3 separate regions of the Mus musculus genome follow, and regions 2 and 3 are each linked to region 1. The links are chromatin loops, found by intact Hi-C in ENCODE. Cell type or tissue: heart. All regions are shown on one strand. Links, peaks and the distances in the headings refer to the core of each region. The heading gives the core; the rest is flanking DNA.

Evidence for each region. Hi-C counts contacts between places; a loop is a spot of excess contacts. Peaks named below come from ENCODE experiments on the same cell type or tissue, not always from the same donor. Only the 100,000 strongest peaks of a DNase experiment are listed, where the experiment ranks them.
Region 2: a loop joins it to region 1, with 2.4 times the contacts of the local background. A loop is called at or near these places in 3 of 42 quality-filtered maps.
Region 3: it touches region 1 in a loop (3-fold over the local background); 2 of 42 quality-filtered maps call a loop at or near these places.

What each region holds. Positions count from the first base shown.
Region 1 is chr16:44,721,586-44,731,654 of GRCm38, forward strand. Nepro (nucleolus and neural progenitor protein) reads left to right here and starts at 2,716. Exons shown (of 9, transcript NM_145972.4): 1 at 2,716-2,883; 2 at 5,443-5,597; 3 at 7,657-7,736; 4 at 7,997-8,128; 5 at 8,535-8,612; 6 at 9,747-10,069. The coding sequence starts at 2,778. In heart, for the core only: a CTCF peak has its summit at 4,436 (motif pointing right); DNase peaks (open chromatin) are centred at 2,936, 3,906 and 4,446; H3K4me3 peaks cover 2,144 bases; H3K27ac peaks cover 1,672 bases.
Region 2 is chr16:45,020,605-45,030,673 of GRCm38, forward strand. It overlaps a transcript of Cd200r3 not described here. Among named protein-coding and RNA genes, the nearest start is that of Ccdc80, 68 kb to the right of the region's middle. In heart, for the core only: a CTCF peak has its summit at 3,526 (motif pointing left); a DNase peak (open chromatin) is centred at 3,487.
Region 3 is chr16:45,626,457-45,636,525 of GRCm38, forward strand. BC016579 (cDNA sequence, BC016579) reads right to left here. Exons shown (of 6, transcript NM_145389.2): 4 at 6,525-6,595; 5 at 2,946-3,127; 6 at 392-1,854. The coding sequence ends at 1,850. Among named protein-coding and RNA genes, the nearest start is that of Gcsam, 21 kb to the left of the region's middle. In heart, for the core only: CTCF peaks have their summits at 4,102 (motif pointing left) and 4,318; no DNase peak of the experiment used is centred there.

The sequences.
Region 1 (10,069 bases), core at 2,257-6,256:
CTCCACTTCCACGGAATTCAAGGCCCTCTTCTCACTGCCATGGGCATCAGGCAGAATGAAATGCACTCTCTTCTCTCTCCCTCTCTCCCTCTCTCTCTCTCTCTCCCTCCCTCTCTCTCTCTCTCTCTCTCTCTCTCTCTCTCTCTCTCTCTCTCTCTCTCTCTCTCCAGGCAAAACACCAGTAGACATTGGATAGAATAAAATAAACTCTTTAAAAAACCTACCATAATGTAACATATAACATTACTTATTATCTATTTTAATATTATTTATATTATAGATATTATTTATATTATATATAAATATTGCTCATATTTATTTACACTTAGGATTTCAAACCATTCTCAAGTATGGGCTTTGGAACAATCCATGGGAACTAGAGCAGCAGGCCTTAATGGCAGGGCCTATCATCACCCTTAGCCAATACAATTCCATTTTTAATATTTGCTTTAAATATTTGATATCAGCATAAAATTCTTAGAGGGAGAAAATTCTACTATCAAACTATTAGAAAACAACAAATTTCTTACAAGGTTATAGTGCAATCACTATAATTTCCTATTTTCTGCTTTCTTGCTATGTAGTCCAGATTGTAACCCAAACTCAAGGAAATCCACTTTACCCAGTCTGAGTGCTAAGATTACATGTGTGAAACCAAGCCAGGCTTATTTCTCATTTTAAGGAATACAAAAGAGACTGTGTATGTGTGTCTATATATGAACACGCACATGCATGCAGTAACAAAGGACATCATTTTTTCTATTTAATAGTACCTCACAGTTATTGTAATACTCATTTCTTGGATTATTAAGGTATGTAAGGTTTTACATATTTGGTGGCCATCTGTGTCTATGAGTCCTTCTCTAGAGTCTACAAGTTTTCCAAGCATGACTTAAAAACTATCCTGTACTTCTTCCATGTGCCCAGTTCCTAGAAGCTTCAATTTCAGTATGTATTGCTCATAGAATATAGAACACCATTCCCTTCTCTCTATTCTTCATTATGACCGTGAATCTTCCTTTAGGAAAACACAGACCTCTCATTCTTTCGTTCCTTATCTCTATCATTGCATCACAAATATATCTCTGTCTACAGCTGCCTTATCTTTTCTTTCTGGCTCATAATACAGCTTTTTTAATGTTCAAGTGGATTATTTTACTTAAACACTTGAGTCTATCTCTCCTTGTCTCTGAACAGGGGGAGATATTGCAGGATGCTATTGTAGTGACTTTGAACATGGAGGATGTGGACATGTGCCAAAGAATGCAGCAACCACTAAAAGTCTGGAAAAGTCAAGGAAACTCTTCTTTAAAGCCCTCAGAAGGAAACAGCCCATTAAACAGCTAATTTTAGCTCAGTAAGACTGAACTGGGGCTAGGAAGGCGTTTCAGAGGGTTGGGATGGAGAAGGGATGCCTCTGGGGACTGATCACCAAACACTGAGTTCCAGGATCAGCGGGAGAGCCTGACTCAGAAGCAAAGGTGGGTAGTGGTAAAGGAAGACCCTGACCACTACCCTTAGCCTCCAACGTGCACACACGACACATCTCCAACTAAAATATCTTCTGTCTTCCACAAGTCCAGAAACATTATGTTGATTCTGTTAAGTCTGTGGTAATATGTTACAGCCCAAATAGGAAACTAACACACAGGTAATTTGGTAGTGCATTAGAGGGGCATTTAAGTCGTTATGGTGTGAGGATAGTTTACGAAGTGTTATTAAAGATAGTGATCCCAGAGCTGACTGAAGAAGTGAGATTGTTTCAAAATGGTTCAAATGAAAGAGCAATTAAGCTGGGCAGTGGTGGCACACGCCTTTAATCCCAGCACTTGGGAGGCAGAGGCAGGAGGATTTCTGAGTTCAAGGCCAGCCTGGTCTACAGAGTGAGTTCCAGGACAGCTAGGGCTATACAGAGAAACCCTGTCTCGAAAAACCCAAAAAAACAGAAAAAAAAAAAAAACAAAAAAACAAAAACAAAAACGAGCAATTATCTGTAAGGAACACACAGGACAGAGAGCATCTCAGTAGGGCAAGATTACTTGCGTTAAATACGTCTAGTAAGAGTAAAAATTTGTACAGCAGGCACTGTTCTAAGAAGTCTTTACCCCCAAGCACACTGAGGTCTGAAGAAATTACCTTTTTGGGATAATATATGGTAATCCGCAGACATAATGAAGCAACTTGGCAGTCTCACTTAATGCCCACCAACTGCTCCTCTCCACCCTGCGAAAGAAACCTTATGAACAGAAGCAAGAAGGCCCCAAGGACTTAAAACGAACAATCACCAGTAATCAGTGATCAGAACCAGCAGAGCCTGGAATATTTTGTCGGAGAAAATGACGGTGATAATGGGTGGTCAAGACAACCTCTGGGTTTTTTGTAATTATTGAAGTTGAGCTATATCCAAGCTATATAGTTTTCCTTGACTACTCCAAATAAATCGTGACTACGTGACGAATGTCACATTTGCTGATATGATGCGAGTTCTTCTTTTCAAAATATCCGAGTAAGAGTTAAAAGGCTGGGCCTCACTCGGATCCATCAGTAAAATGCATAGCTTCGAAGTTGCTCTAAAAATGTAGGAGCCTCAGAATACTCTAACACGTTTCTCCTTTCCCAGCGGGTCTAACGGGCCGTGACTCCGCCCCGGGGCGGGCCCCACACCTCCGGCCCGCCCCGCTCCGCCCTCGTCCCCTCCCTCCCTCCCTCTCCTGCCCAGGCCGCTCAACTCGCTCACGCTCCGCTCGGCCTTCCCCGGCCCTCCCACGCCGCTCGAGATGGCCGCTGCGGTGCGGCCGGGTGCGGAGCCGTGGAACCGCGTGAGGATCCCCCAGGCGGGGAACTGCAGCACGCTGACCGTGCGGGACCCCAGCGCCACCCTGGGTGAGTGTGGCCGGCAAGGAAGTCCTAGCGTGTCTCCGGGAACCGGCGGGCGGGCTCACGTGGGACGGGGTGGGACTTCCTGAGCGCGGGGCACGCCGGGAAGGGGAGCGCCAGGCGGAAGGTCCGGCCTGGATAGTGTGGCATGAGGATTGCTGGCAAGCGCCTGGGCTTCGCCGTGACTGTGCTGGAACAGGAGAGCACGACTAGTCCCGGCCCTGCATGTGTAGCCCCCAAACGCTGCCTGGGTCCTGTGCTGTCCCCAAGGATCGGGGCTGTCACCCAAGTACCGTACGCCGGGGCTTCGGACCTCCGGCTTGTCTCTAAAATACAAGAGCTCGTTTTCCCCTTACTGGGCGAGGGAGTTACTCTGGTCTCTCGGTTCTTCTCAAGTGGGGAAAAATGAGATAGTTAGAGCAGTTTGTTTAGAAAACAGGGACTCGCAAAGAGATGTGTGTGGGGGTGGGGTCTGTGTTGTGAGTTTTAATTTAGTTTGTTAGTATATATGCTGTGGAGGTGTTAACCATATAAGAGGGATCGGGCGATTTGATTTACCCGCTCCCAAATCACGGGCCGGCTCTCGTTTGGAACGTTCTTCCCATGATCCTTTAGAAAAGCCTATTGGGTGGGTGGGACGAAAAGATGGGCCCATGCGTATGGCCAAGCCGAAATGAGGATTCTCAGGATTCACGTGGTAAAAAGCGAGAACCAACTTCTGCAAGTAATATGTTCTACATCTCCCCCTGGATTTAATGCTGTGCTACAACCCCGACCCCCCCAAAACGTAATAAAATATTCAAACCTAAATATTATAATGAGGTGGGGGTCTTTCGAATTGTGAGTTAATACCTGGGTTGCCTTAGTTTTTTGTTGTTGTTTTTGTTTTTTGAGACTGAGTTTTCTGTGTAGCCCTGGCTTTCCTGGAACTCACTCTGTAGACCAGGCTGGCCTTGAACTTAGAAGTCCCCCTGCCTCTGCCTCCCCAGTGCTGGGATTAAAGGTGTGCGCCAGAGCGAGAGCAGCCTACCTAAGCTTGAAGGATGTTTAATCACGAAGGGACATTCAGCTACCGGGAGACACAGCTACGAAATACTGTAGTTTTCACGGTTACATCCAACTTTTTGTTTTTGAAGCTGCTTTTGGTCCTATGACTGTCAGTTACTTTTTGTTATTTCTAAGACAGGTTTTACCCCAGTCAAAAATGGGGATAAAAAATAGTACCAGCTTCTTGGCCATATTGGGGAAATGAAAAGGTTGATACCACGAAGCATTTGTAACAGTGCCTGGTTTGACAGTCAAATGACCGTAGCTGTCATTACAGACACATTTGGTAATTGTTAACTAAGTACAACCTATCGAGTATTCTCACCCCTCTTCCCATCTATCTTTCCTACGCAGTTTTAAGTTCTTTCTAATTCCTTAGTCACAATTTTAAAAACAGATTACTATGGGAAATTCACCAACTCCTCATCACCCAGGTAGCTGATTTAATTTCTCCAGATAGGACAGAGCTTTTCACTTAGAATGCTTGTGTTTCCTTTCTGAGCCACCAGATGGAGCCTGACGCCTGCTTCCCAGCTGCTCATGTTCCGATTAGGAAACATTTGTATAACCATTCAGTTACATAATACAATTTCCAGTGGCCCTGGTGGTTTCTCTTTTCTGGATGTAGTTTCCCATTGATATCCACAGAGGATTGGCTCTAGGAATCCTTCCTTATAAAGAAATGTGTACATGCTCGAGTCTATATAACATGGTAGATAGTATTTGCAGTAGGACCTATCTTTCTGTATACATTAACACTATCTACTTTGCTTATGAAATCCTATACAATATGACATTACAGATGGAATTTTGGGGGGCTATATTCAGTGTGAGGTTGCTTGAATACACAGATGGTGCTCACAGGTAGAGGGCTGAATGTATTGTATATTCTTATCAAAATGTGGTATTCATGGGGCAGGAGAGATGGCTCAGTAGTTAAGAGCAGACTGCTCTTTCAGAGGTCCCGAGTTCAGTTCCCAGCAACCACATGGTGGCTCACAACCATCTGAAATGGTGCTGGATGCCCTCTTCTGGTGTGTCTGAGGACAGCTACAGTGTCCTCATAAAATAAGTAAATCTTAAAAAAGAGAAAAAAGTTGTATCCAAATACAGTTCCTTTGCCTTTGAAGGCTGTAATTGTATGCATGCTGTCTTGCTCACCTGCAGAGCAAAGTGAGGGGTTTATAGATAGATGGAACATGGCCAGGCTTTTTGATATTCGGGGTGTAAGTGCACACCAAATGATAGCTGTAAAAGCAGTCTATTACTCACAGTCACGGTAAAAAGTGATGTAAAGACAGACACATGTTAATATTTAACACATGTTCCCTTATTGATCACCTGCCCTCATTTTTCCAGTGTCTTTCGTAGAATCCTTAATTTTTATAGTTGAGGCCAGTTTGTGTTTTGAGTTCTTTAAAGCAAATGAGGTAGACTGTTTTAGTGTGTTTCTCATCCGGTGGGTGCAGTAAGTATAGGATTGCATACTGAGTCTCGTTTTAACTGTCTCTGCTTTAGATATCTGCACTGCAGCTGTCACTAAAGGGTGCCACCTTGTCACACAGTCACTCAAGAGCCAGACCTTGGATGCGGAAGTAGATGTGTTATGCTCAGTTCTCTACAGCAATCACAACAGGTTGGGCCACCACAAGCCCCATTTGGCCCTCAGACAGGTGAGGGGAGCTCTGTGCTCCACATATAGCCGGGTACTGAGGGACATGAGGCTCACACTGCCACTTACTAGTTTGTTACTCATGCAAAGTTCATATATTGTTTTGATGTTTCAGCCTCTAAGATACAATTACATTTTAGCTTTTTTGGTCTTTGATTTTTCCAAAATCATTTCAAAAAGTAATTTATAATTGAGCATGTTTCAAAGCTGGGTGTGGTGGTTCACATCTTTAATCTCAGCACTTGGAGACAGAGGTAGGTGGATCTCTATGAGTTTGAGACCAGTCTGGTCTATGTAGTGAGTTCCAGCACAGCCAGGGCAATGTAGAGAGACCTTGTCTCAAATGAAACAAGCAAGCAGGCAAGCAAACAAGTGTATTTTGATTCTTTCCAGTTTAACTTTCTCTATGTACAGTCTAACAGTGCCTTTGCCTAGTTCAAAAGTAAACTAATTTAAACCCTAAAATCTTAAAAAAGAAAACAGTTGTGGTTTAGGGTTGTGGTTTACTCCTTTGGAGTCATAATCTAATCAGCAGTGTGCTGGTGTAAGTGGGTTTATGGTAAGTTGTGGTGTAGAATGGTTTCATGTACATTTTAGATTAAGAAAACACTGTGACTTTGAGCTCCAGGACTGTAACATGGCAGAGAGCTGCTGAAGCTGGCTTCTGCATGTACCGTTCATGTGGCCACTTAGGTAACGCTGCAGGTACCTTTAAAAGCTCAGCATGCTGGGCGCTGTGTGACACAGCCATCTTTCCAGTGTTTACTTATTTTTCTCAAAGTTCTCTGTTGGCAGTGCGTTGGATCTACAGCTATGAAAAAGACAGAGTTTCTCACTATACAGACATACTCTTTCTGGTTAGCTAGACTCCTACTGCTTAAGGCCCAAGAGATGAAGATTCCCTTGTCAAAGAGGATCATGGTCTTTCCCTAAATTTTCTTCTAGGGCAGCTTTTACCTAGGTTTTTGAATCCAGGATCAAACTTATTTACTAGCTTCCTTGCTGATGTTCCTCCCCTTCCTCCCTTCCCCGCCCCCAAATCATATTTTACTCACTATTTTCCAAGTGTTACTGTCTTGGGCTGTTAATAACTATCTGAAAAGATGGTGTCCAGACTTGGACATTAAAAAGCCAGCCCCAGTGAATTTAAGGACCGAGCTATGCTGAGGTAGAGCCCATAAGTGTGACTAGTTTTCAGCAGTATATATGTAGCTCTGAAAATATAACAGCTCTGACCAGGATCAATTCCCATAATCCTTTGCCATGTTGGTGCAGTCCAGGGAGCACCTATGGTGGGCGTTCCTGACAGCTAGAGAATTCATACAGGTTTTTGTATTCTACATGGATTTCTCCCCCCCCCCCCCACAAGAACCTACTAACCCGTTCTAATAACTGGATCACACTCGTGAACAAAACGGACAAGTTCTCTTCTCGATGGGGAGTTTATAGTATAGTTTGGAGAAAAGGGCAGACAGCCGGCCAGCCAGTCAATAACTGGTATACCAACTGGTAAGAAGTGCTATAGGGAAAAGCAGAGAAGGGGGGATTGCAGTGTTAAATAAAGCATATCCATTTCAGCATGTAGTTAAGTACTTGATCTGTCTACCTATCTTTATTACTATAAACTGGAGTGTATCATATACTTATTGCCTAGCATATCTTGCACATAGTAGGTGTTCATTGTAGTTACTCTGACTAAGTCACTTTCTTCATTTTTGGTGCTTATAGACTGTTGAAACTGAGTTAAGAATTTGCTTTCTTGTTTTATTAGGCTCCCAGCTATAAATGTGCTCCCTCAACAAATTAGAATGTTGAGACTTACATTCATTTTGGTCACTTTACAGCATCAAGTACATTTGGCATGTAGTAACTTTCTTGAATTGAGAAATTTGTTGGGTTGGTGAAATTGTTTTGGGATTTGGGTTTCCTTGGCCTTAAATGGGAAGGCCTTATGTGGCTATTTCCATACCATGAAATGCTTTGCTTCTTTGCACTCTTGGTCGTATCTGTGAGACTGCTGTATGTACACATACTAATTTGAGCTGTGTTTCCTCCTTCAGGTAGAACAGTGCTTAAAGCGTTTGAAACATATGAATTTGGAGGGCTCAATTGAAGACCTGTCACAGTTGTTGTCTGCCAAGTAGGTGGTCCATTGCTCTGTCTGGAGCACCCTTTGGTATTCTCTGCTTGGTGGTGAAATATAATCAGCTATGCAAAGATGTACATGTTGCGTGTTAATGAGGGGAGCCTGTTGACTGATGGGAGGGACTGGTGGGACACTGAAATGGGACTCATAGGTTGCAGTGAAAGAACAGTGGGCATAGCCACCTCAGGCTGCATACTGCTGCAGAGATGCTGTGTTTGGAAAATGACAGTCACGTTCTTTCTGTGTATGTCAAGTGCAACTCAGCCTGGAGCTACAGAAAACCGCGTCGTCCCCAGCCAGCCGGTGGTGGAGGTGGTGCTGATGAAGGTTTTGGGAGGCTGCAAGTTGTTACTGCGCTTGCTGGACTGCTGCTGCAAGGCATTTCTGTATCCTTGACTACAGGACGCCTTCTCTTGACTGGAAGCTGTTTGGGTCTATTTGGCTTCTGTTCAAATGCTGTGTTCTTAAGGCACTGTAACCTGTGGGGATTCTCAACACTTTGCCTTTTGGCTCCTCTTCCAGCAATTGCTGTTGTGGCTGGGGCCAGGGACTCTGTGTCTCTACCTAGCAAGTACTCCAAGAGCTTGGTCTTTAGAAATTCTTACTCCCAGAAACTAACTAACAATAGGAGCTCTAGTAGAATAGATAGTTTTGCTTTTAGTGTAATGTGACTTTATTGCCATGTTAGGGCTTTAATATCTTCAAAACTTTCTTATAAATTCTTTCCTAATTGTAACTTACAAATCTTAAATTCCCTTGGTTTTATTTTTTCCACCTTAACATATTCCTCAGGTTGACTGTGAAGCACTTAGGGCTAAAGGAATTCATTATTTTGAACCTTGTGATGGTTGGACTGGTGAGCAGGCTATGGTACGTTCACATTCTGCATTCTGTTTCATCTTTATCCAACACAAGTTTCTTGTTAGAGTTCACACAGTTTCGTTTCACACTCTTGCCCTGGGATCTGAAGGTGCAGCCTTCCCTTTCTTCCCATGACAGTTGATTTTCACATTGTTAGCTGGATAGTTATGTCAGAGGGCTTTTCTTCTGAAACCTTCACCTTGACTCTGAGTAGCTCAGAAAGTGATTTTCTAGGACCTAGGAACTATAATAATAGTAAATAATAATAATAATGATAACAACAACAAATAATGTTGGCAGTAGTAATATTGCAGTAGGCTTTTGAAAAAGCTGCTGTTCCTGGGCTGGCCATATCTTGGTTCTTTCTGACAACTGGTTGTTAATTTGAATAGAACTTAGAAATACAATTTGACCTTCCTTGCATGCTCTAGACTTCTTTTCTGCCTGACACACTGCTGCTTTTGAGCCATATTTGGTTGATAGAATTAACACGTGTAATATTTATAAACTAAAAAAAAAAGGCATTTCCGTGTGTGTGTTTGTGCATAAAGTGGTTTGATGGATAAGTAGGCACAGAATTGGATCATTAGTTCTGATTTGAGTGTAGCAAAACTGTCAAACAACAGAGACACACCCTTTTTTTTTTTTTAACATCTGGACCAAAGTTTGCCCTCCCTCCTTTCCTCCTTCCCACTCCTAGGCCCCTATCCACTCCTCAAAAAAGGGCAGGCCTCCATGGCTATCAGCCATCCATGACATATCCAGTTGCAGTAAGACTAGGTACCTCCTTCCTGTTAAGGCCAGACCAGGCAACCCAGTAGGAGGAAACGGTCCCAATAAGGCAACCGTCAGAGACAGTCCCAGCTTCCACTGTTAAGTCTCCAACTGTAGCATATGCGCAGAGGGCCTAGGTCAGTCCCGTGTAGGCTCCTGGTTGGCATTCAGTCTCTGAGCCCCTATGAGCCCAGGTTAGTTGATTCTGTGGGTTTTCATGTGGTGTCCTTCAGCTCTCTGGCTCCTGCAGTTCTTCCTCTACATCTGTTTCCATTAGTTTATTCTGCTTATTCTTAGAAGTAGTAGCATTTGAAATTACTAAATATATATGTACATATATAAATATAAAGAGCTTCTGTTTCTTTCTAGGGTTCTCCATAAAGGACTTTTGAGAAGGCTCATTTCCTTATATGAGCCATTACTCAGCTTGCGTCAGGAGATCTCCAGCATTCATCCCATGCCTTACTTCAAAGATTTTGCCTTTCCCTCTGACATCACTGACTTTCTAGGCCCCTCTTACCTTGAAGTGTTCAAGGTAAAAACACCTGCGGCTTCTGCTACTAAAGGAGTAACAAAGTTGCTAAATAAACTGTTTTTAATGAGAGAGCAGCTACCAAAGATGAATGAAGACACTTTAGATAGACTTTCCAAACCATCTGAACAAATGACAAGCAATCCACAGAGCACTGTGG
Region 2 (10,069 bases), core at 2,016-6,015, 300 kb after region 1:
AAAAATATTCTAATGTAATCTGTGTAAGGTTTTTAGTAAAGTGCGAGTGTCCGTGGCTGTAGCATACAAATGTTTTTTATAAAGCTGAGTAAGGAGATCTGCAATTGATTGAAATTGAAATCAAAATAAGTTCAGAGCTGGCTTTGAACCTACAAAGATGAGCCGAGAGTGAGCACATAAAGATCATAGAACGGGCTAGAAGGGAGAGGTTCTCCACACTGGAGAGTTTGGGCTCACTGCCTAGAGACCTAGGAAGGGGGGATTTTATCTAACACCAGCCAGCCCATGCTTTACAGAACAGAAAATGGCCAACCAATGAGACCACCAACTTTCCCCCACTAAGTTACATTCATATCCATCAGAAAACCCTTCTATATGCTTTAAGTATTGTTGAGGTGAAGTGGCCTATATTTCCCCTGCATAGAGTAGAATGTTGTTTTAATATTTTCCTGGTGACAATATTATGTGCTTTTGAAATGGAAGTTGTGACAGTGCCTGGTCATCCTTATAAGTCAGCAGAACAGTTAGGGTGGCAGCTTTGAGTTGCCCCAGTTTTGTTCAGAGACCATTCTTCTAAGTCTGTGTGTAGCTTTGCTATTGTCTGCAACTTCCTGTACTGACTCTATGGTCTCAGTTCTTTCTCTCCCCTGATAGTTAGGGTGTCTGATAGAGCCATATGTAGATTTTCCTGCTTGGTGAAGAGGTGGTATTATGAACTCATGTGTACAGAACAGACCTCTAAGTTAGATAATCCATGCCATGTACTAAAAGCATGTAGTCCACAGTTCAGAAAGCTCCAAGATATTTGAATGAAATGTGTATTTTTGGGTTCCTATGTTGCTACAGCAGGAGGTTACACTCAGTAAGCTTAAGAAGTACCTTTTTGGTGCTTTCTAGAAAGGAAAATTTGAAAGAGGCTAGCAGCAATTCTTTTTGAGCTGGAGGCTTGATGCAGCCTTGTAAGTCTGGTCTGTTTTACAAGAACAGGTTCTTAGAGGCCACACCCTGTCTTTCAGAGGCAGATTATCAGCTTCCACAGAGAATAGCTCCTTCCTTCCTGTATGTACTTCAGAAGGCATCAGCATCAGTTTAGTTTATACTTCTGTCTTCTGATTCATTATTACTGCAACACATGTTTTCTCTGACTGTGCCCTTAGGGCTGTGTGAAGATGCATTCACAACTGAGCCAAGTATGGAACAGTAATAGAGGCTGAAATAGAATCAATAAACTCTTACAAGAGGTATACCTACCACGATGGGACTTTAACTGTGTGGCCTAGCACCGTGCAATTTGCAGTTGGAAGCCAGCATCTGTCTTTATTGGCTGATGCCTATGTCATTGCAATTGTTCAGGGGTGTGTGTATTCAATGTGGGTGCAAAGTTACCCTCTGAAGCTAAGCTGGTACGGTGTAAATGGACACTATGAACTGCCTTCAGAAAAAAAACCAAAAGATTTCTATAAATGTGACCACATAGAAAGTATAAAAGCAAACAAGTTCAAGATGTAAATGGAAGGAGTTAAGGGCTGAAATGTAATCAGAAGCAAGAGAGTGCACACCTAGGCAAGTGCACGTGTGCATGGGTTTGTTTATTTTCCTGATTGGGAATTGCGCTGCTTAGTTATCGTCAGGTTGACAAAAACCACAGTAAGCTGAAAAGAGGAAAACTCAGGTGAGAAATGCCTCCATCAGATTGTCCTGTGGGCGTGTCTGTGGCCATTTTCTTAATTGATGGTTGATGTGAGAGTGTCCAGCCCACTGGGGCCCATGCCATCCCTGTGCAAGTGGGTCTGGGATATATAAAAAAACAAGCTGAGCAAGCTGTGGCGGTCAATCCAGTAAGCAGCATTTCTCCATGGCTTGTTTCAGGTTCTGCCTTCAGGTTCCTGTCTTGTGTTGCTGCTCTGGCTTCTCGGTGATATACTATAGGCTGTAATCCAGATAAACCCTTTATTTGCTTTTGGTCAGTGTTTTAAGACGGGAACAGAGAAGAAACCAAAACAGGAATATTGTTTATTTATTAGCACATAGTTCAATACTTGAACTTCCTAAGCCATATTTAGTGATTCTGTTTTAAAATTAACATCAGAGGACCCAGGTTCAGTTCCCAGCACCCACATAGCACCTCACAGCCATTTGTAACTCCGTTTCCAGGCTATCACATGGCTTCTCTCTTCAGTGGGGACCAGGTACATACATGGTTCACAAACATGCATGCAGGCAGAAAATGTATACACAAAAAATTTTAAAATAAACAAATCTTTAACGAAAAGATACTTAACTTCTCAGTTACATAAACTGATATTCTGAGGTCTAAAATGTTCAAGTTAAAAGATTTGGAGTATTTATAAAAATTTGGGTACTTCAGTGAAGTGTTTGCACATGGTATATGCTTCTAATCTAAGCACTCAGGAGATTACAGCAAGATGATTAATATCATAACGAGACTACAACGTGAATTTGGTGATAACCTTTGCAACAGATCAAGACCAAATCTCAAAAAAAAAAATTTATAAAGATTCATATCCTTGAAAGTGATCCAAGAAATACCCTTGCCAATAAGTAATTCTCTGTTTAATGTAATTTCTCTACGAGGTTTCTTTTATTTTCAACAACTGATTAGTGAGTATAAATGTTAGATAAGTGTGTGTTTTAAATGATGAATTTTTAAAATCATTATATGTGTACAAGTGTTTGCCAGCCCATGTGTATGTGTATTATATATGTGCCTGATTCAGAGGCCAGAAGAGGGCATTGGGTTCTTTAGAACTGAAGTTACAGATGGTTGGGAGTCCACGTGTAAGTCCTGGGAACTGAATTTGGGTCATCTGCAGGAACAGCAAGTACTTTCAACTGCTGAGCCATCTCTCCAGCCCCAACTATAGTTTAAAAGTTGTTTTTGAATGAGGAGACAGTGTGTGGGGAACTAGGAAATAACCTTGCTATAGCCATCTCTCCCCCCAAAATTCATGTGGGAAACAACCGTAGAGGGAAAGGCCAGCAATTCAAGTTTGGTTATGTAAATTTTTACCCTAAAGTTCAATAGTGTGTCCTGACAAGACAGGCAAAGCATGCAGAGGTGTCTGCTTCATTTAGTGAAGGCTTTCCACCCCAACCCCCACATCCAACACCCCGTATCCCCCACATCCCGGCACCTCTTTGAGTTCAAGTCAGAGCCTCTGACTTCACTGTTGTACCACGCTGATGACAAGGAAGGAAGACACAAAAGCCTCCCTACCAAGGAAAGGGGAGAGGCAGCCTGCAACATCTTAAGTTCTATGGGACATTAGTATCTAAAATGAGCCAGGAAACAATCAATTTCCTGGCCATCCATCGTGCCATATGTGTAGAAGAAAGATTTTCGACACAAACAAACAAAAACAATACACCAGTAAAGAGACTGCAGTCTTTTGGGGGTGGTCCACTAAAAGCTACTGTTGGCATGCCTGGATGGTTGCCTTGGCCTATGGGTTGATATGAGGGGCGTGGCAGCAATGAGATGGAACCAGAGGCCTGGAGCTCCCCCTAGGGGCTAAATCTATTCTACCCTGAGTGACCCAAAACTGCACTAGTTAGAAAGTGGACTGCTCACATGTACTCACTGATAAGTGGATATTAGCCTAGAAACTTAGGATACCCAAGATATAAGATACAATTTGCTAAACACACGAAACTCAAGAACAAAGAACAAAGTGTGGACACTTTGCCCCTTCTTAGAATTGGGAACAAAACACCCATGGAAGGAGTTACAGAGACAAAGTTTGGAGCTGTGATGAAAGGATGGACCATCTAGAGACTGCCATATCCGGAGATCCATCCCATAATCAGCTTCCAAACGCTGACACCATTGCATACACTAGCAAGATTTTGCTGAAAGGACCCAGATAGAGCTGTCTCTTGTGAGACTATGCTGGGGCCTAGCAAACACAGAAGTGGATGCCCACAGTCAGCTATTGCATGGAGCACAAGGCCCCCAATGGAGGAGCTAGAGAAAGTATCCAAGGAGCTAAAGGGATCTGCAACCCTATAGGTGGAACAACAATATGAACTAACCAGTACCCCGGAGCTCGTGTCTCTAACTGCATATAAATCAGAAAATGGCCTAGTCGGCCATCAGTGGAAAGAGAGGCCCTTTGGTTGTGCAAATTTTATATGCCTCAGTACAGGGGAACGACAGGGCCAAGAAGTGAGAGTGGGTGGGTGGGGGAGTGGGTGGGGGAGCGTGTGGGGGACTTTTGGGATAGCATTGGAAATGTAAATGAAATAAATACCCAAATAAATAAATAAATAAATGAAAGAAAGAAAGTGGACTGCTCAAGTCTAAAACCAAGGAGCCAGAATCCTCAGTGCTGACCATGGAAGCTGTTTCAAGATTCATTTGACAGCAAAATACTTTATATTTCACAATGAAATTTAATTTATTTGTGTGTATTTGTGTCTGTGTGTGCTCATGTGAGTAGGTGTGTGTATGTGTATGAGCACTGGCATGTAGAGGTAGAAGAGATTATTAGATTCCCTCAGGGATTGAGTCACGCACCTTTGCAGAAAGCCAAGCTGTTTATGTGGGTGCTAGAATCCCATTCTGTCATCATGATTGGAGAGCAAGCATTTGTAAATGCTGAGCCAACTCTCCATCTCCCCAAATACCTTATTTTTTTATGATAGACATATTCATACTTTAGAGTAACAAGACATAGCCCAGTTTTCCATCAAGACTGTAGTATATTATAATAATCTAAAAGCATTATAATGTATAGTAATGTAGGCATGTCAGGGTACACACTTCCTACTAGGAGCGGTGTAAAGTACATGACCTGTCAGTTTCTCTAAAATACTAAACTTCTGAACTCTGACTTGTGGTGCCTGGCCCCAATCAGATAAGGGCCTGGGTGCCTGTGTTTCATGTCGCTTCCTGCCACATGGGCCTCAGTGACGATGCAACGATTCCTGTGCTGTATACATTGAACAAGTGTCCTTTTATCTCCGTGGTTTGGTTTGTGTTGTAATAAGATGGTCATATTACACATAAAAAGCAGCGTGTACCTCACTTGATAGCAACAGACAATGGATGGCCCCTTAAAGGTCATTTAACCACTAGCTTCTGGGCCCTTAGCTACAAGGAAGCTGTGGTATCAGACACTGAAAATTAGTTTTTGAGGTTCTTCATTTTATACTCACACTTGGACAGTTTAAAGCCTACCTGCAACCCAACTGGATTCACATACTTTAACCACAAATAATTAAGGACATTTTGAGGTTGTAAAGTTAATTGAAAAGAATTAAGACAATAAATATCTTTCCTGATATGAGCTCGGTATTGTATGAAGATTTCGGTCATGGATCTGTCAACAGTTCACAAGGATCCTAGAGCCTAGAATAAGACTTTCTAAAGAATATTTACACCCAAAACAGACACCAAAGGGGGATTGGTAAATAAAATATCTCTTCAGTTTATTTTAAAATGAAACCTTCCTTTCAGGGGATATTTCTACTAACACTCACAAAATTATTGTTTGCTGGAATGTACCACAAAGAAAGCTTACAGCTCCTGGTGATTGACAGGTAGTTTTTGGTTGCTGGGTGATTTCAAGGATGTTAAAATCAACTTTTAAAGGTAAAACCGACACACCCTGGGATTCTGACACTTGGGAGACATGGGAGGATTTCTGAACATTTGTGGGTAATCTAGTCTACATAACAAATTCAAGGCTAGGCAAGGACAAGTGGTGAGATTGAGTCTCAATATATAATGAACACAAAGATTCAAATAATGAATTACATAAAAATTAAGGAAAGAGTAAGATGTTAAGATCAATTTAAAGAGAATCTGAAAAACAAACATAGGCATAGGCAATCATCAATACAAAACTGAACTTGTTCATTGATGTAGAACTATTTAATAGCTATCAGGCAATGAACTGTAATAGAACCGTCTTTCAACAATAAAAGTTCTGCTGAAAAGAAACAATTTAATTCACCGGCTGCCAAACAAGAGTGGTTGTGAAACGTTGGACTCAACTTCACCTCTCAGAGGATAGGACTTACAGATTTGTTGTTAGTTATGTTGTGTTTGTCTTAATTCTTTGAGAATTCATGCATTCATATGATGTGTTTTGTCCATATGCACCCTCTCTCCAACTTCACCTCCTCCTAGGTTCATGCTTCAACCTCCTAACTTCACATCTCCTTATTTTAATAACCCACTGAGTTCAACTTATGCTAATGACTGTGAAGACATCCACTGGACTGTGGTCAACCCATCAGGAGCCACATCTTTAAAGAAAGCTACTTATAAGGTGAGAAAAATAAGAGGTTTTAAAGCTTAAAGATAGAATTAAGTTTACTAATCTATTGACTTTAAGATACAAAACATTTATTGGGTTATCCAAGAGGAACCAGTGTAAAGTAGGGTAGTTTTATATTCACTCCCCCCCACCTTGGGTCTGTGTAGCGCATTAGGGAAGAAGAACATACGAACTTATACACTAAACATGGGAAGCACATGAATTCAGCACAAGATCCAAAGAGGCCATGGTGGCCCAATCTGATCCAGAGCTAAGCAAGAGACAAGTTTTAGCTTCCAGGGCAATGGAAGTGACCTAAGACTTCGAGGGTGGAATGGGGTGTGCACGAAGAACAAAGCAATCTCCTTCTACAGATGAAGTATTCCAAGGCCAACTCTCAGACTCCAGTCTCCAAAAAAATCTTCTCTGGGCAGACAGGATATATCACTGACTATGTAGTGGTGTGCAGTTTCTCTGACTAGCCATCTTGATATAAGTCAAACCAATGTATCTCTCAAGATGTATTTTGGGGTTTCATGATAACCACAAAGACCTTTTGAAGTGAAAAGGGGGTCATAGGTGTTCTCAGAGATAGATAGATAGATAGATAGATAGATAGATAGATAGATAGATAGATAGATAGGAAGAAGAGATTTGAACTTACTGCACTGCTCACTCTGGATATGTAGAAAGAATTCAAGAAATGCCAGTGGCCTTGAGAAACAAGAAGCTGGATTTTCTGTACTTAATTTAAGCATAATGAGACCCATTGTAGACTCTGTCATTCAGAGGTGTAAAGTAACATATTTGTGTTGTTTTACTCTACTCTGCTTGCAATGTGAAGGCCTAGAAAATTCAACACCGAGGTCCTTTGAACTAAAGAAAAATGGAAGGGTTTTAGGTCACTCTGGACTCTCTGCTCCCAGGTCTGGTCATAAAGAAATTCTCTGCTCCAAACTTTGTCTCTGTAACTCCTTCCATGGACCATCTAGAGACTGCCATACCCGGGGATCCATCCCATAATCAGCCTCCAGACACTGACACCATTGCATACACTAGCAAGATTTTGCTGAAAGGACTCAGATATAGCTATCTCTTGTGAGACTATGCTGGGGCCTAGCAAACACAGAAGTGGATGCTCACAGTCAGCTATTGGATGGAACACAGGGCCCCCAGTGGAGGAACTAGAGAAAGTACCCAAGGAGCTGAAGGGGTCTGCAACCCTATAGGTGGAACAACAATATGAACTAACCAGTACCCCCCCTCCCAGAGCTCGTGTTTCTAGCTGCATATGTATCAGAAAATGGCCTAGTCAGCCATCATTGAAAAGAGAGGCCCATCTGTATTGCAAACTTTATATGCCTCAGTACAGGAAAATGCCAGGGCCAAGAAGTGGGAGTGGGTGGGTAGGGGGGTTGGGGGGGTAGGGGGGACTTTTGGGATAGCATTGGAAATGTAAATGAAGAAAATATCTAATTAAAAAAAGAAATTCTCTGAATTTCTCTTGAAAATAGACCATATGAAGTTCATTTCAGATGGGTTCTGCCTTAGCCATTGGGAAGAAAGAATACTTTTAGGGGGGAAGAAATGGCCTCCTCATTCCTTCCCAGGCTTTTTGCCCATGATACAATCTAAATTGGCATAGAGCATATTGTCAGGAGAGAAAACTGTTTAGGTGCCTTCATGCATGCAAGAGTTCCACAAAATATAGGATTTGAAGACATGTCTGATGATGGAAGCTGAAATATAGAAAGAAGTAGTGGTGGTGGTGGTGGTGGGATGTGTGTGTGTGTGTGTGTGTGTGTGTGTGTGTGTGATCTGAGGGCTGTGGTCATGAGTTATAAGAGAGGGAGGGGAGGGAGGGAGGGAGGGGAGGGAGAGAGTAGTAGAATATTTATGTAGGTTAAAAAGTATTTTAGGTAATAACAAAATCGATAATTGTCATGGTGTCAACCAACCTCTCTCTAGTTTTCTGCCTGTCACCCAAGTTCATCTTCCCTAATGAGTGTTAATGTTGGGACTGAGAATTCCTGACTGTGAGTTTGTTTAGAGGGCAGCTCTCTCTAAGTGAATACGGAGAGTTTGGAGAAAATTCTTTCTGAGTCTGGTGTTCCCCATAGGACCTCAGAGTATTGGGTGGTATCCTTTCCTACAGGACAGGAATCAAGGCAGCCTGGTTGAATGTCCCTCAGCTTGTCACCATTTGTCATAGCCTTTCATCCAATAACACGTCTACACTACTGTCCATTCTTAGATGAATCTAAGCATAGACACTTATGTAGGGTGCTGTGCTCCATAAAACTTTGGTTATGATAGGGGTTAGAGAAACGATAAACGATGGCTCAACAGCTAAAGCCGCTTGCTACTTCTTTAGAGGACTTGCATCTGTTTCGCAATAGCCACATCAGGCAGCTCACAATCACCTGTAACTCCAGTTCCAGGGGATTTGATATCCCTTTCTTGCCTATGTGGTACTTATGTAGACAATCCAGTGCACACACACACACACACACACACACAAAACCCTTTATATTTTTTAACCTTTTGATTCAATAAATACAGCATATTTTTCTCTTGTTAGCTTGTCCTTTGTTGTAGGATATTGACCACAAGTCTATGCTAGGAGAATAACAGAACCCCCAATCCCACTCCCACTCCCAACCCCCTATGGACTGTGATAACTTGTCACTGTAAGGCAAGCTACATGAGAGAATTGAGGCAACAAGAGAAAGGGAAAGAACCCATCTTGCCTCTGGATCTTAAGTCTCTTGTTGGCTGAGAGTCAAGAATTTCAACACAGCTGATGAAATTTCCTGCCAAGTGCTATCCTCTTTTTATTCTGAGAAAGTTGCACAAACAAGGTTCCATCCATGTTAGCTACCAAACATATGTCTTGAGTCTTGGAGATCCATGTATAGTAAGAACTCCTTTGACCTTTGCGATTGAGGGTTTATCTTATTAGCTCCCCACTCTTATCTGAAAACTTGAGTGATTTGGCCAATAAATGCTTTATAATCTCATTTACAAGAAAACTCCACCTTCCTTAAATAAGCATACCCAAAACATCATTTTTTACTTAAACCTTAGTTTAGCTATAGATTAGATGGTTTTTAACAGTGCAATTCAAAAGCCAAACATTCTATGGAGAAACAGACACAGTCTTGTTGGGACATAGATCTCATGCTCTTTGTCACTGCAGAAATAGTATGTACCAATCCCTTGAATGCACACTCTTGTCTTTTATGTCAAGTTTATCTTGAAATTGTGTATATGTATTTGTGTGTGTGTGTGTGTGCGTAGCTAGATCCTGGTTCCACCTGAGTGGTGGGCCTGGCAGCGACTCAGCAGGCTGCAGAGATGGCAGAATTGAGTTGGGTTTCCTGCTGTCTCTGACCTTTGAAGGAGAAGAAAATGAGTAGGACATTGAGTAACCCATCTGACCATGAGTAGGGCATTGAGTAACCCATCTGACCATTTCAAAGAGCTTTACTCACCCCTTCCCCTGCCCGAGAAAGCACCACATTTTGTCAACAACAATATGAACTAACCAGTACCCCCAGAGCTCCTGTCTCTAGCTGCATATGTAGCAGAAGGTGGCCTAGTCGGCCATCATTGGGAAGAGAGGCCCCTTGGTCTTGCAAACTTTATCTGCCTCAGTACAGGGGAATGCCAGAGCCAAGAAGTGGGAGTGGGTGGGTAGGGGAGCAGGGCGGGGAGGGGTACAGGGAACTTTCAGGATAGCATTTGAAATGTAAATAAAGAAAATATATAATAAAAAAGAAATG
Region 3 (10,069 bases), core at 2,438-6,437, 910 kb after region 1:
GAGACTAAAGCTTGGACCAACCTGACTGGGCCATAACCTCAATTGATTTCCTCTGGCAGTCTCCTTATATTAGCGAGCCCCACCCGCTAAAGGTTATACAGCCTCCCGGGACAGTATCACTAACTGTGAAACAAATGTTTAACGCATAAGCCTATGGGGGACATTGCAGATTGAGTGTAACACTCTGTGCCTAAAAAGCACTGCAGAGAAAGAAGGTAGGAATAGGCTCCTCCCACTCTTCCCGAAAATGAGAGGAGGGCACAGTCAACCCCAGCCCAACCTGGTCCAACCTGGCTTCATCTTCCTCACACATGCGCACAATCGCTTCTATCCCCTAACTAACTGCACTGTCTTAATGAGGTAAGACCCAAGAGGCAGATGAGAAAACAACCCAGTTGCAAAAATAATTTATTGTAAATGTTTGTAGATCGTTATATATTAAAATTCTTTGTTACTTCTTAAAAAAAATAGTAAAGGCACATGAGAGATCGCAGTTAACATGTAAAAATAAAATAAAATAAGGAAGAAGAAAAATCCACCTGTTTTTGGAATTTAAGGAACTAACCTGAAAGTGTAATCAATAAGTTAAAATGCAGCAATTATCATTGTGCTATATTACTATAGTATATAATAATTAAATAAGAAAGCAAGTTCACATTGTTCAGACCCTATAATTGACACATATTCATACACAGCTGCCTGCCATAATGACCTGTATCCATGCCTCATCTATCTGAGGTATCAGACTAGGGAATTTCTCATTATACAACAATGAGACTAACTCTCCCAGAAAATTTCCAGGAAGGCAATTTCCCCAACAAAACAAATATTCTGTTGTCTTATGACAGGCAATCTATATCCATAGGTGACTGATACAGTCAGTAGCTTCCTTCTGTCCCTCCAAGGGACTTGCATACTGTTTTGGACAGTTTCAAAAGGACAGAAATTCTCTGCTTAGCGATCATCTGCAGGAAGACACGCAAACATCTCAAGAAATTGAGTCCTACAGGAATCCTGGTGATACCAGGTAACACAAAGCTGGTGTGTGGTATCAGTAGCAGAAATTTAAGTAGTCTTAATGATCCTTTGATGACTTCAATAATAATAATAATAATAACAATAACAATAATAACCCACATGAGTGGCAATCTTAAAAGAGGCACCCTGGCCAAAACTCAAAGAGATATGTTTGTTTGTTTGTTTGTTTGTTTGTTTGTTTGTTTTTTAAAAAGATAGTCATCTCAGCAACAATGCAAAGATGAGAAACAATTAAGACACATCAATCATCTTTCTCTATATAATACTCCACGATACGCCTGACTGAGCTCAACTGTCAGGTATAGGTGGTAGAGTTAGGTGAAGACCTACACTCCTTAGGTCTTGGAGTCGCCTTCCTTTTCCTCTTGCCCTGGCTCAGGGGTCCATCAGATGTACTTGTGAGTGGGGAGAGGGCTTCAGTAAACAACTGGTCCATCTACCTCCTCCCCTTGGCTACCCTGATGCAGCTTGGATTCACCCCATCAGCTGGGGTTAACAGAACCTGCCTAAAACAAAGCCAGATGCTTATCTCTGCAACCCAGGAAAAGCATGCATGTGCTAGTAGAAGCAGCCAGTGCTTCAAAGGCAGTGGGGATCTCATGTGGGATCGTAGATTCACCCCAGACCTCTAGCTCCTGCACCCAGCGGGGACAGCTCTCAGTCTGCTGTTCTGTGATGGACGCAGACTTCACATCTGCGTAGAATCGGTGGAAGAACTGTCTCCTCCTTCCGGTCACTGCTAGATTCCCTTCTGAATTGTTTTCCATCTGAGACTCAGCAGAGCTTTCCGACGCAGACCACCCCCATCACTTCATTCTAAAAAGAAAACAAAGGCAAATCAAAGTCACTGTGTGCTTAGTTTGATCCAAACTAGAGTCACCTGGGCAAAGAATCTCGATGAGGGATTGCCTAGGTCAGATTGGCCTGTGGATGTGACAGTGGGGGACTGCTGATTGCCTTGGTTGATATGAGAAGACTCAATCTGAAAGTGGGCAGGAACATTCCCGAGCCTGGAGCTCTGGATTGTGTCAGAGTATAGAGAATGGCTGAGCATGAAGCCCGGAAGCATTTCTTTCCCTTTGGCTCTTGACTGTAGTTATGACGTGACTAGAAACTTCAAGTTCCTGCATCCCTGAATTCCCCGCAGGAACAAAATGGAGCCTGAAATTGTGTTTTTATCACAGCAGCAGAAGTGAAACTAGGCTGGTCACTAATTTTCAAAAGCCAAAGAAATTACTCTGGACATTTGTATTTACATATGGTGTCATAGAGTCTGAGTATATAATCTTAGACCAAATTGGAAACGTCATCAATTCTGAATAGAAAAATTTCACTCTCTGTATGCATGCACAAATACATACACACACACACACACACACACACATATATGTGTGTGTGTGTGTGTGTGTGTGTGTGTGTGTGTGTATGCTGAATACTCTTCAAAAGTCAAATAATGTTTATTGGATGCTCACTTATTGTGCTGTGATTCATGATAAACATGTTGATGTAGCCTCTTAGATGATGAGGGCATTTTAACATTTGGCCCCTCTTTGTAATCTCCTGTGACAATAACTGTCAAGTGTTAGCCCCTCAAATCACCATCAGTGCGCCAGGAGAAACTGATGAGGGATATTGTGGGAGGTGGTTGGCTTGGGTGGAGGTGTTCATATAGATCCTGGCAGACATTCTGCTGCTCTGCAGAGAGGTTCTTTGGGACGGTGGCCTTTTTTATTTTTCCATAGTATTTTCTCACTGCTCCGTCTGCATACAGGATGTGAACTCCAGAGCAAGAGATCAGTTTGTGCAAGAGTGAAGAGTTACTTGATTTGACACAATACAAGACACCAACACTGCCATACCAAGTTGTCCATCACTACAGGACCTGCTTCTTGGCTTTTCCTACTTACCATAGAGCAAGAGAGATTCTGGGTCAAGCCCGAGACTCTCACAGGTAGATATGTTCTTATCGTGGAAGCTCTGTCGCATGATGCCGAGCACCAACTCTTCACTCATCATGTATTTCATAAAGTCATCATCTTCAGATGGAACTCCAAACTGCAAGTGATAGGTTACCGTGGCATTTTCAACACTGAAAATCAAACAGACATTATAACGAAGAAGCAGAAACATATCAAGACTCAGACACCAATCTCAGCATTAATATTTCTTTGGCTCCACATCTTCCTGGAACCAGCTTCAGAGGACACACTAGCCCAGGAGAACTCACTGCCCTCGAGCCATCCTCCTGTGGCCATCACACAACCACGCCATCTGCTCACACTTTAGGGGACTGCAGAGAGTGGCCTTGGAAGGGAGGGACACAATCCAACTATTATAAAGAAAGAGTGAGCGTTGGCATAGCACCCATCTGATATTAGCTTTCCTGCTGTGTGGCGAGCCCGGAAGCCCCTCCTCCATCCCTGTCTTCACGTTTCCAATGCTGCCACTACATGTACACACTGGGGATACTTAATGAGCTCCTTTAAAAATGTTTATTTATTTATTATTTCATAGGTTTTCACACACACACTTTGATCCTAGCCTCCCCCAAGTTTAACCACTTAACCTATAAAATCATGATGGTCTGGCAACCTTATCAACTCCCTACCTCTTGATCTCCCAGAGAATGACCTGTGCATTGTTTGTTTGGGGAGATACTCCTTCATGTGCACTTCCAGAGCTCCTGACGGCACGATGATCATTTTTAAAAATCTCTTAGTAATGCGATCTCAGGAATTTTCATCTCCGAGGAGGCTCTAACCCTTTCATCTTTCAGTACACACTTTTCTAAATTTTTTTACAGTGAAGATAATTATAGGTCTGTCCTAAATTAGTAGCTTAAGTGGCTTCCTCAACATTTAATCTTTCACAAGTAACATTTAATTCTTCTATTGCTTTGGTCAAGATGGCCCAGATTAGGCTCAGCAATAATAAAAAACAAATTAACAGGAGGGCACATCAGAGAGATTCTTTTAGAGAGAGATTTATAGATGCTTTGGTCTCTCCAGAGTTAATCAGGCCACTGCGATGCCAAGGATAGGCAAAGAGCTCCCTCTGGAGGCCAGATGTCACATAGGTCAATGACTGTACATTTTATAGTACAGGTTTGCAAACTCTCCCATATAGCAAAAAACTGTGCCAAGCCCTATGAACCAAATAAATTACAGCGTAAATTGAGACTCTGACCAGACCCAGTTACCATGGTGCCACTAAAGGTGGTGTTAAAAGCCCATTTTCAAGCTTCAATCCAGCTAGCCTAGTTTGCAGGTATCATTAGCACAGCGATTTATCACTCAGGAGGACGGACAGGCACAGGCGGGCAGGCAGCAATTCTGCATACCCACTGCTAAGGATCTGGACTAACTGATGAAGCAGGTCTTGAGTGGATGTTCAGAAAATCAAGCTGAAAGCTAAGTGAGAATATCAAGGTGTCTGACCCAGTCTGAGTACACTGTCCCTGTCTCTCTTGCCTCTACCACCCCTGTCTCCCCTGGTAGATTTATAAAAGGTAGCCATTTGAAGGAGGTATTTTTTCTGTGGACTTTTCCACAGCAGCGTACCCCTGGAGTAGATCTAGCAACTGACACAGCAAGAGGTACTTTCCGGTGCTGGTGAGCCCGTTCTGGACCTCTCTGTAGACACAAATGCATGCGCTGAGCATAGGAATATTTTTTTTACATGTGCAAGGACATCATTTTAGATGTGATGGTTTTGAAAATTCTAAATAAACATTAAAAACGTGGGGGCTTGGCAGTGGAGGCTCAGTTAGTGGATTGTTTGCCTAGCAGGCTTGAAACCCTGGATTCAAGAAAACCTGACACAATGGCACAAGCCTGTAAGCCCAGCGTGTGCAGGCAGGAGGACCAGATTTCAAGTCAACCGTGGTTACATGAGTTTGAGCTATATGAGACTGACTGCCCCCCCCCACACACACACACACACTGACAGTTCTTTATCTGAAGTACTAAAGTTCTTGGTTTTTTTATTATTTAGAAAATATATTTTAAAAATCTCTCTATCTCATGTGTGTATGAGAGAGAGAGAGAGAGAGAGAGAGAGAGAGAGAAGGGTTGCTAGATTCCCTGGGCTGGAGTCAAATAAGAGTTTGTGAGCTGCTAAACATGGGTCCTGGGAACGGAACACAGGTCCCCTGGAAGAACAGGAAGTGTTCTCAATAGCTGAGCAGTCTTATCAGCCTCCCACCCCACAAATAAATTTTTAAAAAATTCTCTAACACTAATCCTTGGCCTAATTTCTAGACCTGTTTTACTTAGTCTTTTTGTGGGTTTTCCCTGTGTCTACTCCCACCTATTGAATGCTAAGTTCAGATCCTTTATATCCATAGCAAGGGCAGATTCTTGGAAACACCCAGTATGCTCATAGTGGCTCCACTACAGCTCTACTATAGTCTTCAAACAGAAAAACGTGTCACATGGATAGAGCAAAGTATGTGAGATCCAACTATCCAATGTTCCCGTTCCTACACCCATATTTGTGCCAGTGACTTATGACTAAAGACAGTAGGGTCCCCATTGGGCAGCAAGAGACATCTGAAGAAGGAAGACAACATCAAACTTCAGGTCCTTTCTTGTCCTATCTCATCAAGTTACCACTGATGCTACATGCTCCTCTCTCGGATCTACTGGTATTATGATTTAAGTGGGAGAATCACAACATATAATGTTAACTTTGATCACTACCTCCCAGTGACACCCTAGGAACAATTGACAATAAGGCTTTCTCATATAAATCTTATTTAAAGTATTTTCAGTAATCTCAGTAATAAAAAGAATCATTTATTAAATTACTACTTATACTTCCTTTACACAAACAGACACACACACAAATGTGTGTATCTTTTGACTGGTTCAAACTATTAAATTTATTGAAATTAAAAAAAAACTGTATGTAAAATATTTAATAAAAATATTTTTAAAAACTGTATGTATACATACATGGACACTGAATATAGTAAATATATGCACAGACAAAAAAATGAAGGCAAGCAGAGTTGTTAATTTTGTAGGGGTGAGTGTTATTCATCATTGGTGGTAGCACTAAAGAAAGGAGACAGGAGAGACAGGTGCATTTTTTATGTTCGTAATGTTGTGTGAGGCCAGTCACCCCTGAGTCACCGCTGCAGCACATAAATCATGTCCCTCTCTGAGATTTGTGTTTATTTCTGCCCTGAATTGATTTCTGTATCTATTGTTAAACAGAAATGTTTCTCTTGGATAGACATGCTTTTCCTCTCTGAGGGTGACCATAATTGAATCACATAATTAGTCCACGATTTCCTTCTTTCTGCTTTTCCGAGCTAAGATGTTGCCCTGCACCACTGCAGCGTGACACTGTGTTTTTTACTCCCAAGTCTTCTCCTGCTGCAAAGCTCAGGGAGATCATTGGGGGTGAATGGAGATAAGCTGGGTAGGTGAGTAGGTGATCTTCTGAGAAAGATGGCAAGATGTAAAGATCTGAGCTCTTACCTGAAATCCAAGATATCAGCAGAAGTGAAAAAACGACTCAGAGATGGGGACTGTCTATACGTGTCCGTGAGCTAAACACACAACAAGAAAAGAACACACATGTCACTGAGGATCATCTTACATAGCACCCATGGAAGCAAATGGATTCAGGACAAAGGAGAATTCACTCTGGCTAGGAATTCACTGGTTTGGGGTTCTGGAGGAAGAGGAAAAAAAGTGTAAGCTGACCACAAATCAAAGCTCAACTCAACACTCAAGTGAGATCTAAATGGTCTAACTAGTTGAGTCTCCCTGACAGCCATGCACGTGTCTGTAATCCCAGCATTCCCAAAGCTGAAGAAGTGGGTAAGTTCAAGGTAAGACTGGCTTGGTTTTTTGTTTGTTTGTTTTTGGTTGGTTGGTTGGTTTGACAATGAGTTCTAGGTCAACCAATGCAACATAGTTAGACTCGGTCAAAAAAAAAAAAAGTTAAAATGAACTCATTGATAAGGCCCAAGTGACTCACTGGGAATTCTCAACTTGACTTATAAGTTGAGCATACACTTGGTATCCTTAGTGGTGCTATGGTCAACAATGCTCAGCAGGAACTCATAGAAGCACCATTAACTGCTAGGGCAGGGGATAAAATGGGGAGGGATCCCTTCAGCACAAGGCACTCAGTACCAGGGCATCACTGGCCCTGGGCTTTTTTCTCTCTTCTTCAAAATGTCCTTGTTAGGGGAATATCTATCCTGATTGTCAGGTCTATCACTCCCCCGGACAAAGGAACAAATGATGAAGTTGCCAAGATATGGAGGTTTTTCAGCAAAATTGCATTCTAAAAACATGATGATGCCCATGGTTCTCCACCTAGGCTTTATGCCTTCACATTTTGCTGTGCAGTAACTTCACAGTCTGCAATGCAGTTCCTAGTAAACTAATTAATAGATTGAAATGATCAAAAATATACAAATGATGAAGTAAGGATAGGTAGAGGACACACAACCAAAGAGGCCTATGAGATTGGGCAAATGAATCTTTAAGAGGGAGGGGATGGTGAGGCTAAGAGATCACTGGACATGTGAAAATGGAGGGGGGCAGTCTGGGGACAGAAGAGTACATCAGGGATTGTGGCTAGGAGACAGGAGAGGAGCTGGCGGTGTGAACTGACAAAACTGTGTATGTGAGAATACTAAGGAAACCTGTTACATTGTATGCTAATTTAAAACAGTAGAAATTCATTTACTACATCTAATATACTCAACACTGTCGCTTGGCTCAAAACACTTTCTTTCATTAGCCTACAATTAGGCAGATCCACCTAGCATAAAGCCCATTTTATAACAAGGTGATAAACTCATGAAATTTGTCTATATATTGTCCTCAAAGCCAAAACATGAAAGGCTGTATATATCGCCTTTCACACCACCAAAAGTGGTCTATAAGTTAAAAATTGAGAACATTATTCCTCCATTCCTCGGTACTAGCCATCGCCTGACATTGGTACATATCCTTTCTTCATTTATATTTAAAAATTATTCTTTCCTTATAGAATCATAAAGACATGGTGTTTATGTTTTTATGCAAATAAAATGTATTATATTCTATGCAATCTTTTAAGAGCTGTTTTTTTTTTTCTCATCAGAAATGGTCTCACTATCTTGCTCAGGTTGGTTTTAAACTCCAGTATCTTCCTGCTCTTGAGTAGCTAATATCACAGATATTTGCCATTGTGCCCAAATTGAGCAGAGATTAAAGGAAAGGCCATTGAGTGACTGGTCCAACCTGGAATGCATCCCATGGGCAGGCACCAAACCCTGACACTAAGCATGGCTGTCCTCTGAGAGGCTCTACCAGCAGCTGACTGAGATAGAAGGCAGATACTTATAGCCAACCATTGGCCTGAGTTCAGGGACACCTATGGAAGAGCTATGGTAGGGATTGAAGGATGGCAACCCCATAGAAAGAGCAATGGTGTCAAATAACCTGGAGCTCCTAGAGACTAAGCCACCAACCAAAGAGCATACATGGGCTGGTCTGTGGCTCCAGGTACATATGTAGTATAGGGCTGGCCTATCTGGTCTCAGTGGGAGAGGATATGCCTAATTCTGAAGAGACTTGGTGCTCCAGGAAAGGGGGATGCCAAGGGCAGAGTTGTAGGGAATGGGTGGATGGGTGAGTGGAGGGGCACCCTCTCAAAGACAAAGGAGATGGGATAAAGAACTCTGGGAGGGGGGACTGGGAGGAGGACAACATTTGGAATGTAAATGAATAAAGTAATGTTTTTAAAAGACTTGCTTTTATACTTAAAATTACATTCAAGATTTATGCATAAGATACATCTCAGGGTCCTAAAGTCCAGATCCTACACAGAATGCAATAAATCATTATACTAGCTCATCCATTTCCCCACTGATGGGGACTTCCTTTCATGCTGTCTTTATCATAAACTATGCTAATGCAATAGCTATCCTCAACCACCTCTATGCACCTTTTTGGTCATTTGAAAATCTCCCTGAGATACATATTGAGAAATGGAATTGCTGGTACAAAGGCAGGTGCCTCTTTGTCTCAACTCATTCTTGCTGAACGTTCTTCATTTTCCTCTCCTCTCTGCAATCAGACCTGTTCCATTTGCCATAGTCCTACTAGACTTAAAAACTTTTCTCCATCTCACTGATATAATATCACATCTCATACTGCATATATTGCCCCTTTTATTATAGGTGGAGCACCTTTCCATGTGTTAAAGATATGTGTGTGTAGTACCCATGTCCTTGGTGCCTATGGAGACAGAAGACATAGAATTCCCTGGAACTGGAATGTCAGGCATTGAGGGCTAACATGTGAACCATGGGAGCCATAACTATAACAACAAAGCCATCTTTCAGCTTCCTTTTCCAGGATTTAATTAGTCCTCCCACCAAGTTTCAGAGATACAAATCGTAACTATTTTGTACTAGGAAACATATGGCTGAACAAATTTACACTGCATTCCTTCTGCATTTACAATGGAAAGCTAAAAACCTTGTTCTCTAACATAATAGTTCTAGGACATATCATAACTAGGCTGGGATCTGGTACCACTCTCAGTGTGGGCACAGCTCTGGGATTAGAATAAAGTCACAGCTATACCGAGAGAAAAATCAGACCCACTCTTGCCCAATCTGCAACTTCAACCCTGACATTGTTCTGGACCTTTCACTAATGAGTTAGCCACTTCCAAGTATATCAAGAAAGCTTGGTGAGCCATGCTTTATTCAATAGCAAGCACTGTAACATATAAAATCCAGTAGGGCCCTATCAGGGTGCACACCTTGTCGCCTACCTAATCTCAAGGAGGCTGCACAACCAAACACACTCCTACCTAACTCAGCAGAAAGTCAATGGCACTGAGTGTTTGTATAACTCTGATCTTAAGAACAGAACCTTTGTAAGATACAACAGGCATTTTGTCACTCCTTTTCTACAGATTAAGGACAAGTATTTCAAGAAGTTAAACTTGCTGGTTTCTTGATATATAGCTGGTAAATTCTAAAGGCCAAATTCGGTTTTAGGTGCGATAG